Regions from separate parts of the Mus musculus genome. Here region 2 is linked to region 1. Evidence: chromatin loops called from intact Hi-C (ENCODE). Cell type or tissue: left cerebral cortex. All regions are shown on one strand. Each heading gives the region's core, and the rest is flanking DNA. Links, peaks and the distances in the headings are about the cores only. Region 1 has its middle 81 kb from the start of Dscam. Region 2 has its middle 7.2 kb from the start of Dscam.

Evidence for each region. A loop is a pair of places that touch in the nucleus more often than their neighbours do. Peaks named below come from ENCODE experiments on the same cell type or tissue, not always from the same donor. Only the 100,000 strongest peaks of a DNase experiment are listed, where the experiment ranks them.
Region 2: it touches region 1 in a loop (2.6-fold over the local background); 2 of 42 quality-filtered maps call a loop at or near these places.

The regions. Positions count from the first base shown.
Region 1 is chr16:97,247,911-97,256,248 of GRCm38, reverse strand. No RefSeq gene overlaps it. Among named protein-coding and RNA genes, the nearest start is that of Dscam, 81 kb to the right of the region's middle. In left cerebral cortex, for the core only: a CTCF peak has its summit at 3,129; DNase peaks (open chromatin) are centred at 2,855 and 3,063; H3K27ac peaks cover 282 bases.
Region 2 is chr16:97,173,751-97,182,088 of GRCm38, reverse strand. No RefSeq gene overlaps it. Among named protein-coding and RNA genes, the nearest start is that of Dscam, 7.2 kb to the right of the region's middle. In left cerebral cortex, for the core only: no CTCF peak of the experiment used is centred there; no DNase peak of the experiment used is centred there.

The DNA of each region.
Region 1 (8,338 bases), core at 12-8,011:
TCCAGCTTGTCTGCTAGCTAGCATCAGTGATGGGTATGTGTAATACACAGATGGAGAAGAGATGAGAGTGCATGACAGGGTATGGACTGCACCCCTAGTGGAGATGAGGCCTGTAGCTCAATCACACACCTTCAAAATGTATCCAGATATGTATATTTTCTGTCAATTCCCAAAATGTGTGTGTTCAGATCTTACACGTGGAAGGCTTCAGTATGTATCCCTGGGGTGGTCAACCTTTTCTGGCTTCTCTGGGGGCACATTGGATAAAGAACTCTCTGGGGCCATATGTTAATTCCAGAAGTGTGTAGTATGTTGGTCGGAGGTTTCAGGAGTATACATATGTTTACTTTGTGTGGCACTGGGACGCAACATTGTTACTGACAAGGTTTACCTTAAAAATCGTGCAACCGAGCTACAAAGTAATCCACAAAAAAACTCATACTGTTTTAAGTACCTTTAAGAGGTTGTGCAAAGCAGTGTTCATGATGATCCCAGGGCACAAGTGGCTTGTGGGCCATGGTTGGCCATCCCCACCTCAGATGCTCTTTTCTCATTCTGGAACTTCCTTTTGTTTTTCTGTAGTAGCCTTGCCACTGACAGAATGTCCAAATCAGATGCCAGCTCCATGCAGAAAACCTCCTTCACACTTGTATTAAAGCTACCTCCTTGTTCTAGCTAGCTATGTGGTTCAGGAACACGATCCCATGCTCTTGGGCTCAGGCTGTCATGCTTACAGCTCACGGAGATCAACGAGCATGCAACACCTACCCAAAGGGGCATCTGTGTCCCTCGATGTGGATGGCACCATATGCTGTTGCTCACAGATCTGATCTTCTCTGAAACAATGTCTGCATCTGCTTCCTTAAGAAACATCCATGGTTCAGCACCTTTGTGGAAGATTGTACAAGGGCGATTGGTTTGTAGAGTGTTTAGATGTTGCAGATTCAGAGTCAGGTTATCTTAGGCCATCTTGAGTCCTCTTCATAATCATGTTTTGACTATCTGTGTCTGATTTAATGATGTTTTATTAGTTTGGCAGGCTACAGTTCAACTGGTGGGCAAAGTGTGGCAGTAGGGTCATGAGGTAGCTGGTCACAATACAGAATGCAGACAGGAAGTAGGTAGAGCCAGGTTATAAAACTTTAGGTTCATCCTCAGTGACCAAGTTCCTGTACTGAGTCTCTAGCACCAGCTGGAGAACAAGTGTTTAATCACATGAATCCCTGGGGACAGTTTAGGTTCAAAACCCAGTATTACCCTTTCTCTTTCACCTGGGCACAGAGCGGATTTGGGAAGAGCGCACAGTGTCTTACCACTTTCCTGGCAACAGCCTGCTTTCTCTGAGTGACTGGATTTTGTGTATGAGGCCTGAGTCCCGGATACTCAGCCCCAAGCTGAGGCTACATTGGCTCCTCGCAGAAGACTCTGTTAATGCTTACTGGGGGTCAGAGGTGATGGTAATACTGTTGAAGAAATGGAGATTTTCCACATCATAGCCCTATACACTTGTTTTCTCTTGTTTCTGGCATTCAGTCAAGCAAGGGGAAGCCAAGGATGTTTTCAGCCACAGTATTTGTCATAGTGTAAAAGCTTGTTATTGTAACCAGGCCTTTTTTTTTTTTTATACACGTATCTTTAAACATGAAAGCATACATTTCTTCCATCTTTACACAAACAATGCATTTATTTAACTGAATAAAATTAGATGTGGAAGATGAATGAAATAAAGTAACAACACTCATTTCCTTCCTGTTTGTGCACCCAATGCACCCCACCCCACCACACACACACACACACACACACACACACACCAGGTCTTATTCCACAAGCTGCCTATATCCTTTTCTACTTGGATCTTCGCCAACTTCTACAGCCATTGATGGCTATCCTACAATCTTAACCCATTCAGTTTTCTATTTTTTATCCAGGTTTCCCATCAGAAACATAAATTAAATAGTATTGCTTGGGCTGGAGAGATGGCTCAGCAGTTAAGAGCTCAGCAGTTAAGAACTGACTGTTCTTCCAGAGGTCCTGAGTTCAATTCCCAGCAACCACATGGTGGCTCACAACCATCTGTAATGGGACCTGATGCTCTCTCCTGGTGTGTCTGAAGACAACTATAGTGTACTCACACACATACAATAAATAAATAAATCTTAAGAAAATAATATTGCAATCATTTGATGAGTGAGTGACCTAGGCCAAATTTTGATTTGGTTTTAAGTATCTAGATGACAAGAAAATTCCTGTCACGTGAGCAAGTTCTAGAGAGGGGTGGAGAATGCCTTCTTTAAAGGGGAATTTCTTTGGTTTTATTTATTTATTTGTTTGTTTGTTTGTTTGCTTTTTCGAGACAGGGTTTTTCTGTGTAGCCCTGGCTGTCCTGGAACTCACTCTGTAGACCAGGCTGGCCTCGAACTCAGAAATATGCCTGCCTCTGCCTCCCAAGTGCTGGGATTAAAGGTGTGCACCACCACGCCCGGCTATTTCTTTGGTTTTATGTTAACCAGATCTAAGAATCACCTCTCTGGTTGTCTTTTGTTCCTGGATCTGAGGGTGGGGCCCAAGGTGAGGTGGGCTTCAGACCAAATACAGTCCCAGAGCCCCAGAAATCTGGGTGAAGTGTCCTTTAATGACCTCTGCCCTGAAGCCTTCATCCTCCTATAAAAGAAACAGCACTCTGTAAAAACAAAAGCTGAGGCATTCAGCACTAGCTTGCTGTCCAGGCTTTATAGCCCATGGGCTACAGTTACTTGGTTTAGCTCACTAAAACCATAATGTCTCTGCTGGAGGAGGCCGCAGGTTTCCATAGCAACTGAGATGATGCATAAGCCCTTAGTGCCACTGCTAGGTGGGTCCACAGGCAAAAAAGAGTAGGTGTGGTTAGGAGGCTCTGGGTTGTCAGCTGTGGAGAAACTTGTGTTTCCCCACCCTCCTGCCTCTGTCAGCCCTCTTCCCTTCTCAGTCCCATCCTGCAGGGACCACTCAAGAATCTCCTATGCTCTGTCTCTGCACCTAGGTAGCTTTCTGTGGAGCAGGCCTTCCTCTCCTGCTTAGTCATCTCTGCAGGCCCTTTAAGGATTCTGCAGCTGGCTTGAGAGCTCTTATCTGTTAAACCTGTAGATGGCAGATTTCCTCACTGGAAGCGTTGGCATCAGCAGGAGGCCTCCACAGGTAGAAGTGTCACCTTAGGCTGGGCAAATATATTTCCTCAGCAGTCAGCTCAGAACTGGCAAATATTCATGGAGGCTGTGATGATGATGATGATGATGACGACGACGACGATGACAATGATAACGACCACGATTTTCTCTTCTGGATCAGGGAACCAGGATTTGTGCATGCTAGGCAAACACTCTACTTCTTCTGTACTCCCAATGGAGGCTGCTCCTAGGCTAAGTAGGAAGGGCACATGGCCACCCTCTGAACATGAGAGAAGCTGGTGATGGTGAGGGCTGTTTGTTCACTGTGAGGTCTCAGACACTCTGGTAGCTGGGGACAGATACACAAGCACTGTTGCTGAGAGATTGCATGATCTGTTTGTGCAATGCACTCAGGCTCACACACATTCCTCTGTGATGTGTTCTTATCTCAGCAGAGCACTGAGAACACCCACAGATCACAGATACAACCATTTTAGGATTACAAATGAAGGTCTGTGGAGTTCAACTGACTTTCTTGGAAGATACAGAAGGGCTTTTTAACTTTATTGAATTTTGTGCACATGTGTGTGGATATGTGCATGCCACCATATGAGTGCAGAGGTCAGAGGGTCACCTGGAGGAGCACATTCTCTTCTTTGATCCTGTGGGTCCTAGGGATCAACTCAGTGGGCTTGGTGGCAGGTGCCTCTACTGGGTGAACCATCTCAAAGGCCTCGGCAATGCAGTAGCAGCTGCAGAGGGAGCCTGTAATCTCATCTTGAAACATGCTTGTTTTATTGTATCTGTAGTAAAACCCTTCTGTGCTGTGCACAGCATTGGCCTTGACCAGGAAACCAGACTAGGTAAGGTGATGGAAAAAGGAAAGACAGGCAAACAGACATATAGAAAATCTGTAGCCAGGTGGGACACAGACACTCTGATGGGGTAGCATCATCAGTGTTTGTACACACTGTCGACACTCTCAGGCAGGCCAGAGGAAGGCTTTCCATCCCTCTGAGCCTCACCCCAGTGGGAAAGACTCTGTTCTCACGGGTCTTTATGTGACCTACCCAAGTCAAACAATACACCATCCCTCAGGACTTCATCCCCTCAGGGCTTCCTCGGCTCCTCACAAAATACCAGAAGTCTAGCAGCCTCTAATAACCTATCTCAGGCCTTACAAAGTTTCAGAGATGTGCGGTCCTCAAATCAGGGTTCCAGCAGCCTTGGGTGTTTCTGGAAGTTTCCAGAAGCAATGCATCTTCACAAGTTTCCCAGCTTTTAGAGGTTACTTGAATTTCCTGGCCCATGGCTTCTTCTTCTATCCTTAAAGCCAGGAGAGTAGCATCTTCCAGATTGATACTGACCACTGATCTTGGGGTCTTCGAATGGGTACACTTCTCTGTTCCTGACCTTCTGAGAGTGACCTTAGAATCAAAAAGGGAGGAAGGAGGGGGAGGAGGCTCATTCTGCTTCCTCTCCAGTGGCCCTCTTGTAAGCACCATTTTGGTCTTATGTTACCAAGACAGCAAGTCAGGCTAATTGCTAGATCTCAGATCTAACCCAGCGCTACACACTTCTTTCTGCTTACAGTGGTCCAGCATACTCACAGGTCTCAGAGGGGACCCTAAGCATCTTTTCAGACTGTCATTTTGCTAAGTGCTAAGTGATGTTGACTTGCATTCAAAACAATGAAACAACAACAACAAACCCCACTATTTTATTGGCTGTGGCTCAGTGGGTAGAGTGCTCTCCTAGCATGCACAAAAACCTGGGTCCAAGCCCCAACACATATAAACCAACTAACTGTGTTGGTGCATGCCTGCAAGTCCAGCACTTGGGAGGTGGAGGCAGAAGGACCAGAGAGAGGATCAAGGTCATTTTCTTTTTATCAATTCAGTGAGTTTGAGGCAAACCTGGGATGCCTGAGATTCTGTCTTAAAACCCACAAAACCCCAAACACCCCCACATCCCATTTTTTAAGAGAATGAAGAGTGCCAGCTCTGTAATTAGAGACAAGCCAGACATTTCTAGTCCTAATCCTACCAACATCTGTCCATGAATCTAGGCAACAAGTCTCAAGACAGCCCCTGTGAGCAGGCTGCTGGGCTACCCCTCTCCCTTCCAGCTTCCTTCTTTCCTCTCCTTCCTTCTTTCTTTCCCTGTCTCTCCTTCCTTCCTGTCCATTCTCCCTCCTCTCTTCCTCTTCCCTCCCCACCTGCCTGCTTACCTCCTTCCTTCCTTCCTCCCTCTCCTTTTTTTCTTCCCCCTCCCTGGGCTCTCTGAAATTGGAAGTCAGCTCTAGAGGCTCAGCAAGCTGATAGCGCTCACGTGGTACACCTGTTGATTCAGGCTGCCATCTACCTAGGGAGTAACGGGAGGGGTTTGATTACCTCAGAGGAGGCAAAGGTTGGGGTTGCAATCAGGGCTTAATTGGGCTCTCTGAGTTTGGAGTCAGCCTCCCAGTTCAGCAGGTGCCCAACAGGGTAAGGATAAGTTCAGACCTCTGCGTGAGGCCTCTCGAAGTCCTCCACACTTAATAACAGCAGAGGAAGGTTCCTGAATGGGCCCAGCTAGGCAATCAGCACCCGTATTTCAACTGCAACACAATTTCTCCAACTCCCAGAAACGCAATTAATCCTCTCAAAATGACACTGGGGGAGAGACGCCATTTCATGTTGAAGGAGCCTTAGTCTCTGTGGCTCAGCAGGTGAGTGAGCCAGGGCAGACAAACTCAGGCAGGGATGTTCTGCTGCCAGGCTGGGCCCCCAACTCAGTGCTAGTAGCTGCAGGTTGGTTAGTCCAGCCTTGGCTCGGGATTGCTCTTCTGGCCTTCTGGGTTCCAGTAGCTTCAAGCCCTACAGAGGCCTTCACATTCCTCTTCTGTCCATCCTAGCGTCTCAGCTGGAACTTGGTGTGTGGGTCTATCTAAGCCTAGCTGTTTAGTAACAGTCTGCTCTTGTGCCTGTGCCTTGTATGTGATATTCTGCTATATGTACTGTAGTGGGTTTATCAGTTCACAAATTTTAGACATTTTGGTGATTTTCAGGTCTGGGCAGTTTTGAACAAGCTTCTGCGATGTTCAGAGGCAGGTTTTCAGGTTGACAGATGATTTTTGTGTGGCCCATTATGGTCCTGGTTTGCTTCTATGCTGCATCTCAGGAAAGAAATGGTTCATTTGGCTTATATTTCAGGTCACAGTTGGGCTCTGAAGGAAGTCAAAGCAGGAGTAGAGCCAGAAGCCACAGAGGACCTCTACTCACTGACTTTCTGGCTCATGCTCAGCTAGGCTTCTTAAGTAAATCAGGGCCACCTGTCTAGGGATGGAGGGATGGTGCCACCTATAGTTGGCCAAACTCCTGTACATCGATCACCAGTCAAGACAATCCATCAGAGATATGTCACAGGCTAGCCCGACCTGGGAACAGGGACTCCCTAGAGTGTCATGCTGACAGCAGACATTCACTAGGACCTTAGAACTGGAGCAGGATAGCACTGTACAATTGTGTAAAGATCTTGATTTCAAAGGTGGATAAAGACCCTTTCACCCGCCAGCCAGGCACGACTACTGCAAAGCTCTAAGTTAGTACTAGGCACTTGGTCTAGTCATTTGTCTGTCGTTTTCACTTGTAGACAGTCTGTTGAGTTTCCAGGTATTTTTTTTTTAGTTGTATCTCTAAAATATTTTCATTGTGCTAAAGTTTAAAATATTTATTTTAACCTATCCTAGGCTATTTATAAAGACCCACCTAACCCCCTAACTACCACCATCATCCCTCCATTTACTCATAAATACCAAACTCTTCTGTGCCCCCAGGCAGGGGGTGAAGGGTGAGCAAAGCAAACTTCTGAGCCTTTAGTGAGCAGTGATGTCCAGCACAGGCTCAGTCTATCATAAAGACAGTAGGTGTTTTGAGCGCATGTCAGGACATGGAGTTGGCACCATAATAGCTTTGTTTTCTCTGTGAATATGAAACCTCAGTCTTGTTTTCCAATTCAGCATTCTCCAGTTGTGTTCATGCAGAATTGGCTTGGGTACTTCCTATCTCAAGGGTCTTCTTACCACACACCACATCATAAGAATTCTCATTAACTGCAGAGTTCCCTAGCCTGGGGATAAGTGGGGATTGACCAGTGGAAAAGCATAAGGGGTGGGTGTTCTGCAGAGAAGAAAGGCCATAGAGTAAGGATGCGCCTTTGTGAGAGCCATGAAGATAGATAGGATTTAATCATTTTTCCCTGGTGTGGGCTCAGGGGCTGTCTTCCAGGACCCTCCATCCCTGTCTCCATGTTCACACACCACAGCTGGCCAACAGCTTGTGTGAGATGCCGTGATAAGGAATTTCTGCAGACTATGTGAGTGACAGGCTGGGGCTGGGTTGAGCTATTTGGCCTCTGAGGGTCTTGCTGGTTCAGAGAGCTTCCTCTGGGCTCCTCTTACTCACTTCTGCTCTTCAGAAGATCTGTTTAGGGTCAGACCTGAAACATAAAAGACCTGGTTTCTGCACCCTCACACACAACCTCATGTGGGAACTTAATAGGCTTATTTGAGTTCCTCCAATATTTTTCTCTGAAACTGTGGGATCTAGCTCCATTTATTTTGTCACTATACTTTAATCTTCCCTCAAAGCCTATTGAGTGTAACACGTCTAAAATCTCAGCAGTGGAGACTGAATAAACCCAGGTTTCTAGGTCTGTATTTGGCCCTTGGACAGTCATTCAGGAAGCACAGGCTCACGTGAATGTGTTGTGTTTATAATATGAGAAGGCCTTTAAAGATATTTATTTATTTTCCTAGCGCATGTTAATTTCCCTTGGAACAAACAAATTGAATTGAAAATTAGGAATCAGATTACGTTGTGAATAGCATCCATCTATCACTGTGATTTGGGCTTTGAATGACATTGTCAATTAATTTCATGCAATTCTGTGACTGCCTAGCTGAGCTGATGCTTGACCTAAGGAGGTGCAGATTGGGTTGCTGGTGGCTGAAGCATGGGTGAGTCTGCTGCCCTGCCTCACAGAGGGTACCTGTGTCATGTAAACACTTCACCTTCAGCAAGATAGGTCTGATCAATTCCCTGGCAATATATTCAACTGGGTATGGACCATTGGTTATAATAGACATCATTCTATATTAACTTTTCAACCGAATATTAAAGTACTAAAACACAGAAACATTGATTACCAGGATG
Region 2 (8,338 bases), core at 73-8,072, 74 kb after region 1:
GTACTCAGTGGGCATTGGTTATCTGAAGGAGCAAGAGAGAAAGAGGCCCAGATGGACTTCTTGCCCTGAGGAAGAAGAAATGAGAAGTATAGTCATTCATCTTGCAAACATTCATTTTGATTTTTTTAAATGGGAAATGTTGAGAGTCTTTCTTTTGCATCAGTTAGAATAAGGAGCAAAGTTTTTGATATTTCAAGAAAACTTCTCTGGCTTTTAGGTCTCTGAAAAGTATCCAGAGTGAATTTGGGTCACACTCTCAAAAGGGACAGTTTTAAAGACTATAACCCTTAAAGATCAAGATTCTTGAGAATTAAAATCCCAAAAGGCAAAAATATTGAAAATATAATTTTGGAAAAAATAATTTAACATTTTTAAAAGGCATATATTTACATTTTCAAAGGGGGATTTGTATGGGAAACATAGAGAAAAAAAAACAAACATTAGGTCAATTTACAAAACAAAATAGGAAACAATAATGTGTCACTTCACAAGCATGTACACTATGTCTAATGTCGTGTGGGTCTAATAGTTATGATTGAATGGCTGTGACTGCAGAGAAATAGGTCCCGAAGCAAAGTGTGTATACATGTGTGCCTGTGGCTGGAGGTGTGTGCATGTAGGTGGAGACTGTATACAATCATCTGTTTGTGGTTTGAGGCTTTGTACACATGTATACCTTTGGTTGGAGGCTGTGTACATATCTATGCCTATGGCTGGGGACTGTGTACATATGTGTGCTGTGGCTAGAGACTGTGTACACATGTGTAGTTGTGGCTGGAGGCTGTGCATGAGCATCTGTCTGTGGATGGAGACTGTTTACACATGTGTATCTGTGTCTGGAGGCTGTGCACAGGTGTGTGCTCTTGGCTTGAGGCTGTGCACAAGTATTTCTATGTGGTTGGAAGCTGGGTACACATGTGTGCCTCTGTCTGGTATGGCTGTGTACAGGTATGTGCCTGTGGCTGGAGGCACTGTGCATACAGGTGTGTGGCTGAGGTCATTTGAAATATGTGACAGACAGCTTCAGTCTATTGGCAAGAAGGATCACAAGCTTATCTGATAAGGTAACTTCCTGTGCAGCAACTCCAAACCCAAGATTTTGAGAAGTACTATCATCCGCAGAGGTGGATGTACAGATATCTTCATGTGTTGAAGAGGCTTTGAAAATGGTGTGGGCATGTGCAGTTCCACCCTCAGATGAACGTTACAATAGTGCACTCTGAGAAAGTCAAGTCAGCAACGAAGCGTCTAAAGCAAACAAGGAGTCCCCAAAAGTCTTTTTCCAACTTAGGTATCCACCAAACAGCTGCACATTGTGTTTCCTTATTATAGTGTGCTTAAGTATTTTTTTAATTAGTCAATAACGTTCTTGATTAGATGAATGAGAAGAGGTTTTAATTTACGAGAAGGAATATTTATTTATCAGGAGAGAAGCCAAGGTGGACACAGAACCATAAAACTACAGTTTTCATCCTTGATGAATATGTAGTCAGTGGTTAACCTGGAATTCAGTTTTCTTCTCCTCTTGCACAGCCCCTAGGCTGGTTCATTTTAAATGTCAATGTGTCACAACCTAGGATCATCAGGGAAGAGAAGGAATTGCTTAAATCAAATTGGCCTATGGCCATGTCTGTGGGGGATTGTCTTAGTTAAGTTGATGTAGGAAGACTCAGCCCAGTGTGGGCAGTTCTAAGCAGAGGGCTCTGAGCTGAGACAGGAGAAGAGGGATGGAAGCTGTCAGCGGGCAGTGTCTCTGCAATCATTTCTCCCTATTCTTGACTATGTGTATGATGTGATGAGCTGCTGCAAGGGCTTGCCTTGACTTCCCTTCAATAATAGGCTACAACTCAGACTTTAAGCCAACTCATCCTTCCTTCCCTAACCTGCTTTCAGCTCAGGTCTTTTGTCACAGCAAGGGAGTAAAATCAGAACAGCTCTCCCCCACCCCCACCCAGTCCCTTGTTTTCTTTTCCAGTGGATTATAATTTGGAGTTTCAGGCTTGCAAGATTTCAACCTTTGGGATCCTAACCTTTCAGGACTGTGAGTTTGGGGATCCAAGATTTCAGAGTTTTAGACTCAACATCCAGGATTGTGTCTTTGGAACTGTGGGAGGATCTGGGTTGAGGTCATCCCAAGTAGTTCTTCTTAGTAGTGGAAATGTTGTATCTGTGCTGGTTGATGTGCAGCCATTAGCTGGATGTGGTGACTGCCACCCCTCAACAAGTATAATTTTGACTACACATATCATTAGAGAAGCAGTTGTTAATTCTGTTCACCTATGAACCCTTCATGCTCTGGTCCCTGATATACCCTGTGTGTTCATGGTTCCCATGTACCTTGTTGTGTGCTCATGGTCCCTGAAGTATCAGGCTCTCACCAATCATTGCTAATGGCTGAACAGGTGACCTAGTTGTCTGTGATGTGCTGAGATAGTTCATTTGTTTCAGAAGGATTTGCTGAAGATGAAATGGGTTGTGCTTATCTTAAACAGCAAAGTCTACTGATAGTGCTGGCAATCAAATAAGATTCCATTTCAATACTCCAGTCCTGTCTCTGGAGAGGTCTCATTACCGTTGTGAGTTAAATCTAAAAAATGGCCCCTGCAGGCTCATGTGTGGAAGGCTCAGTCCCCAGCTGATGGGCTTTTAAAATATATTTATTAATTCTCTGAGACTTTTATAGAAGGTATTTTGACTAATTTCACTTCTCCACTATTCTCCCTCCTCCCAGATTGACCCCACCTCCCTGCCCTTCAACTTTGTGTTTTTTTTATTATTTTTAAAATAACCCACTGCATCCAATTTATGCTGTTCATTTACTCCTGAGAGTGGGGCCATTCACTGGGTCATATTTGACCTATTGGGGGAAAAGAGAACTTACTTTGAGCCAGGAGCCATCAACTGTCCACAGATTTCCAGTCAAGGGTTGGGGCTTGTGAACCACTCCCGCTCTTTCCAATCTAGAATGATAACTGGCTTGATCCTGTGAGGGTCTTGTGAAGGCATCCACAGCTGCTGTGAGTTCATGAGTGCTGCCATTCAGTCTTGACCCCAAGATAAGTTTCATGTTGGTTCTTCCAAACTTCTGGCTCTTAAAATCTTTTTAATACCCTCTTCTTGCAATGGTTCCTGCCCCTTCCCAGGAAGAATAATATAAATGCCCATTTGTGGTTGAGCCCTCCATAGAGACTTTGCCTAGTTGTGAGCTTCTGCATTAGTTACACCGTCTTGATAAGGTCTGAGAGCTGCAGGAATCTATGGCCGAGGGCAGTTGATATTATGACCACTTATCATTATAATAGTAGTATCTTCACCTAAGAGGCCAGTGAGCTCCCAAATATGAGTTCTTAGCCAGATTTACAGCACCAGGCACATGTTTCTACCACATCCACTTACATCTAAAGGCCTTAAATCCACTTAAAAAGAAGTTGGTTACTCCCAAAACATTCATGTCACTATTGTGACCCTGGGTGTGTCTTTCCATGTCTGTCACTGTGGTTCACAGGGTTCACAGCTGAGAAAGACTATTAATACCTTTTTCTCTTAGCATCCTGCACACCAACCAGTAGTATAAAAGCTAGCCAGTAGGAACTACTCCTATACTAGTGATAACAGAGAGTTTAAGATGTCTTACAAATATTTAGAGCTTCTGCTTAAAACTTAAGTTGTAATAAAATGGCACAGGCATCAATGTAAGGATGTCACTGCTGTGTTCTGCTCCCACCTCAACTGCCTTCACCATCTGGGGGATCTCTGCCCTCAGTTACTCTAATTTGACTCTTTTGTAAGTGTTAATCAGAGCCCTTGGGCAAGATAAGGACATGTGCTTTGAACCTAGCCTTCCTCTTTCTCTCCCTCATTTGCTTCTGTCAGCTCTCCTTACATCCTGTGTTATTTCTCTACTATCTCAATATCCCTCCCAGTCTCTGAACCAGCTTCATCATTGAAGGTCTTTTCCAGTTAAGGTCGGTAAACAAGGACCATTTCCTATAACCATGTACTCTGACTTTGAGAGCTATTTCTGTGGGGCTTTGACTCAATGCCTCTGGCATCATGTGATGTATCCTTCCCACGGGAGTGGAGAAGCCAGAGTGATGGAGGATTATGTTGGTTATTTTCTTAGGTCAACTTTCCTGGGCCATGAGGTGCCCAGGTAGGTGAAGACATTTCCAGAAGGCATTAGCAGTTTGAATTTGTGGGCTGAGTGGAACAGATGGTTTTCTTCAGTGTGATGAGCTCTCTAAAGCACTGAGGTATGAAAGAAACAGAAAGGCAGAGGAAGGTTCAATCCACTTTCTGCTTGGTAACTTGAACTGGGAGAGTTCTCTATCTGTCTATGCACTGAAAATATTTCTTGGGTCTTCAGCCTTCAGAGGACAGGATGCAAGACTTCCAGGATCATGAAAGCCAGAACCCTATAACAAATCTCTCCCTTTCTCTGCCCTCCCCTACAGCCTATTTGTATCTTGATAGATATGTTCTATCATAGGATCCATATATCTTTCTGGATGTTTTGGTGGAGAACCTCCTTCAACAGAATCACACGCCGTCCTGGGGCTTTTGTAAGGAGGTTCAGTAGCATGGGGAATTGAAGGCAGTGTGAATCTACCAGGCTGTTTCAGGCTCTTGGGAGGATGGGGTGACAGAAATGGAAGGTGACAAACCCTGTGGGACAATGGGAATGTGAGCCTGCAGCTGTGGAAGAAGGTAGCTGTGTCCTCTCCTTACAGACGCTGCATTCCACAAAAGGACGAGGCAAGTCAGCAGCGGAGGCAAGAGTGTCCTGGATCTCTGGTCTACCATATGCACTAAGGCAGTATCCTTCTGCCGTGGCACACAAACCTGGCCATGTTCCATAAAACACTTTAATTTTTACTTTTATTGCCATTTAGTTTAATTTCAGACATTTTAATCAGTGAAAAAAATCTTTAAAAATTCAAATTAATAGACAGGAAGTGATACACTACTACAGAGACAACAGTTTGTGGGCATAGAAGTGAGCTGTGTCACACACACACAGCTTCTTGCTTAATGAATCCTTTATATATTTATTTATTTTCTTCCTTTCTTTTCTCCTACTTACCTACTTCAGCCATACAGGTTATATATATATATATATATATATATATATATATATATATATATATAGTTTTTTTTCAGTGTACAACATTTTTACCCATTATAAGCTCTCTTCTTCTTTCTGTATGTTGAGAGAAAGAGAGAGAGAGAAAATGAATGAGAAGGAACAGGATTTTGTTTTTAAAAATAAGACATTATACACTCCTTATCTTTCTTTTCTTAAATATGGTTTAAAAAACCCTTCATCTGTTCCATTCTTCCTCTCCCTCCTTCCTTTCTTTCTTCCTTCCTTTCCTCCCTCCTTCTCTCCCTCCTTCTCTTGTTCCCTCTCTTCATCCCTCCTTCCCTTCCTCCCCCTCTATCCTTCCATCCATCCTTCCATCCCTCCTTCTCTCCATCCTTCCCCCTCCTCCTCTTGCTCCCTCTCTTCATCCCTCCTCCTCTTTATCCTCCCTCTCTTCATCCCTCCCTCCCTCCCCTTCCTCTGTCTCTCTCTCCTTCCATCCCTCCTTCTCTCCCTCCTTTCTTCCCTCCCTCCTTCCATCCTTCCCGTCATCCCTCCTCTCCCACTTCTCTTCATCCCTTCCTCTCACTTCCTCTCCCCTTCCTCCCTCTTCCTTTTTTCTCTTCCTCCTTCCTTCCCTCCCTCCGTCCTTCCTTTTCTCCCCCCTCCTTTTCCTTCCCTCCCTCCCTCCTTCTCTCCTCCTCTCCCTCCCTCCTTCCCTCCCTTCCTCCCTCCCTCCCTCTTCTTCATTTTCTCTTTGTTTTCCTCTTAGCAAGCTTTACAAAAGAAAGCCAGCATTTCTATTCTAAACTGTACACTCCCCCCCCCCACACACACACACTCTCCAGAACAGTCTCTATTTTTGTCATTTAAGTATTCTCTTGGCTTTTAAAAAATGCTCATTTATTCATTTGTTGTGTTATGGAAGATTGAACCCAGAGCCTTGTGCATGCTAGGCAGGCAGGCCAGCACTAAGCTACATTGCCAGTCTTTGCTTAGTTTTTAAATTAAACATTTTAAAATGTGTCTGAGATAAGTATAGGCCCATCTGAACTGTCTTTTCCTTAAGCTGAGGTAGTGTGACTTGGAAGGAAACCTTAGGGCATTTTTCTTCCTTCTTTTCCAGCAACCTTTGTATCAAGGTGGCCTTCCCAGCTTTCCTATTTTTTTTTTCTTTTTGGTCTGACCATTCACTCTTTCCTCTGCCTTCCATTCTCACCTCAAGCTGTAGAACTTTACCAACCACAGATATGAGAGAACTGTGGCAGTAATAACAATCCCTGTGCTTGTGTTTGCTGGCTACCTGCTGGCTATTCACAGACATCCCTCTTGATGGGCTTCAAGTCACTCACACATCCCAGTGGCTCTGTGTCACATTCTCTGGGGACAGCAGCTAAGCCATCTGAATAGGTGAACCAGAAAAGATGCATGCCAGGGTCTGATTGCACAGTCTTGGCCATATTTGCTATGGCCAAGGCCCATGGCACACCTGTCAGGACACAGACCCCTCACTCACCTCTCTGAGTGCTTTGAAATCCCAATTCCTCTCTATCTAGAAGTGACGGTATGCCTGAACGAGTTCCTGTTCTGGACCTATCTGAGCCTAGGCTTATCCATCCAGGTGTTGGAAGGATAGTGTTGGTACCAATCTGACTGGGGATGAGTAGTGAGTTCATGAAGAAGTTCCTCCTAGGCTGGACAAGCTGTCACTGAGCAGCAGTCTATGTGGCACCAAAAGGTGCCTGTTGAAAAAGATGGAAATTTGTCACGGCTCAAGTATGTCCAGTGTCAGATGCTACAGTATGTCTACTCTAGTACTGCTTTGTGACTGCTAGTGGTATGGGCATGGGAGAGCTGGCAGGCTGGCCAACTCAACTACCACCAAGACCCAGATCCAGAAGTTTGAGCTGGCCCACTCTAACATCTGCCCACCTATGAGCTGCTGCAAAGCATTAAGGGGCAAGTCCTGCAGAACCACAGCTGTAGGATCTCCGTGGCTCAGGGCAACAGTACGATGTCTGAGGGGAATCTCAATGAGACCCAGTATTGATAGTGTGGCAGAAGACAGAGGCCTCGGACCAGACCAATTACTCATTGCAATGAACATTTGCAAGAGAAGCTGTTTGGGGTAAAGGGTATACTGTGTGACACATGGTGACATAATAAGAATCCACAGTAAGATTTTTTTAATTTAAAATTTTTATTTATTTTTGGGGGAGGGAAGGTTGCAAGGGTGGAGGGTGGATATGAAAGGACTGGGAAATGAGTGGGATTGGGGTGTGTGGTGTAAAATTTGTAAAGAATCAATAAAAATTATGAAACATATAGCTCACAGACCTATGCCCCCAAGGATCTCTCTGTCTCTACCCCCCCCCTCTCTCACACACACACACACACACACACACACACACACACACACACACACACACACCACACAAACATATATGCACAATGTACCTATACATTTAACTGAATTAATATGTCAATTTTAATGATATAGTCAATTTCAGGAAACTTTAATTATTATTCAAATTCTCCATTAAACTAGGAGATTTGAAGAGACTGACTTGGCTATCTTCTTGGGTTCTTTACAAGGAGTTGAAGTGTATAGGAAATGCCAGCCCTGTATGTACAGACTGATGAATTTACATGTGCATATAATCCTTATGTACTCCACATTCAGATAGAGGACAGCCCAGATGATCCAGAGGGACTCTTACACCCTTCCCAGCTTGTCCTACGCACCTTCAAGCTCCTGGGAACCATTATGCTGGCTGAGGTTAGCAGACCCATCTCCATGTCCCTGTTGAGGATTCTGGCAGCCACGAGGAAGGAATAGGAGGGCTACTGCTACATCCTTGGCTGTCTCTGCTCTTTGTAGCTGAAGCTGGATATATGGCAGTGACTGGCTTCAATTTAAGCTGAACACACCCTTTAGACAAGACTCTGTCTTGTCCATGCTCATTGTAGGTGCAGCTGGGCCAGTCTCCTCCAGTCACCTCAGTAGTCATCTAAGATGAGAAGAACAGCCACCCTGACCCCATTTTCTATGACTAGAAACTGAGAATGAGAGAGGAAATCTGAGCTTGTACTTCTAGTTTGGGGTGTACCTGCTTGGGGAGGTGACTTCTGCTGTTGTTACTTGTTGGTTTGAGGCAGTCTTTCTTTGTCATCCAGGCGACCCCAAACTTACCATCCCTCTGCCTCTGTCTTCCAAATCCTAAGGTCACAGGTTGTATCCCTAGGGCTGGCTTT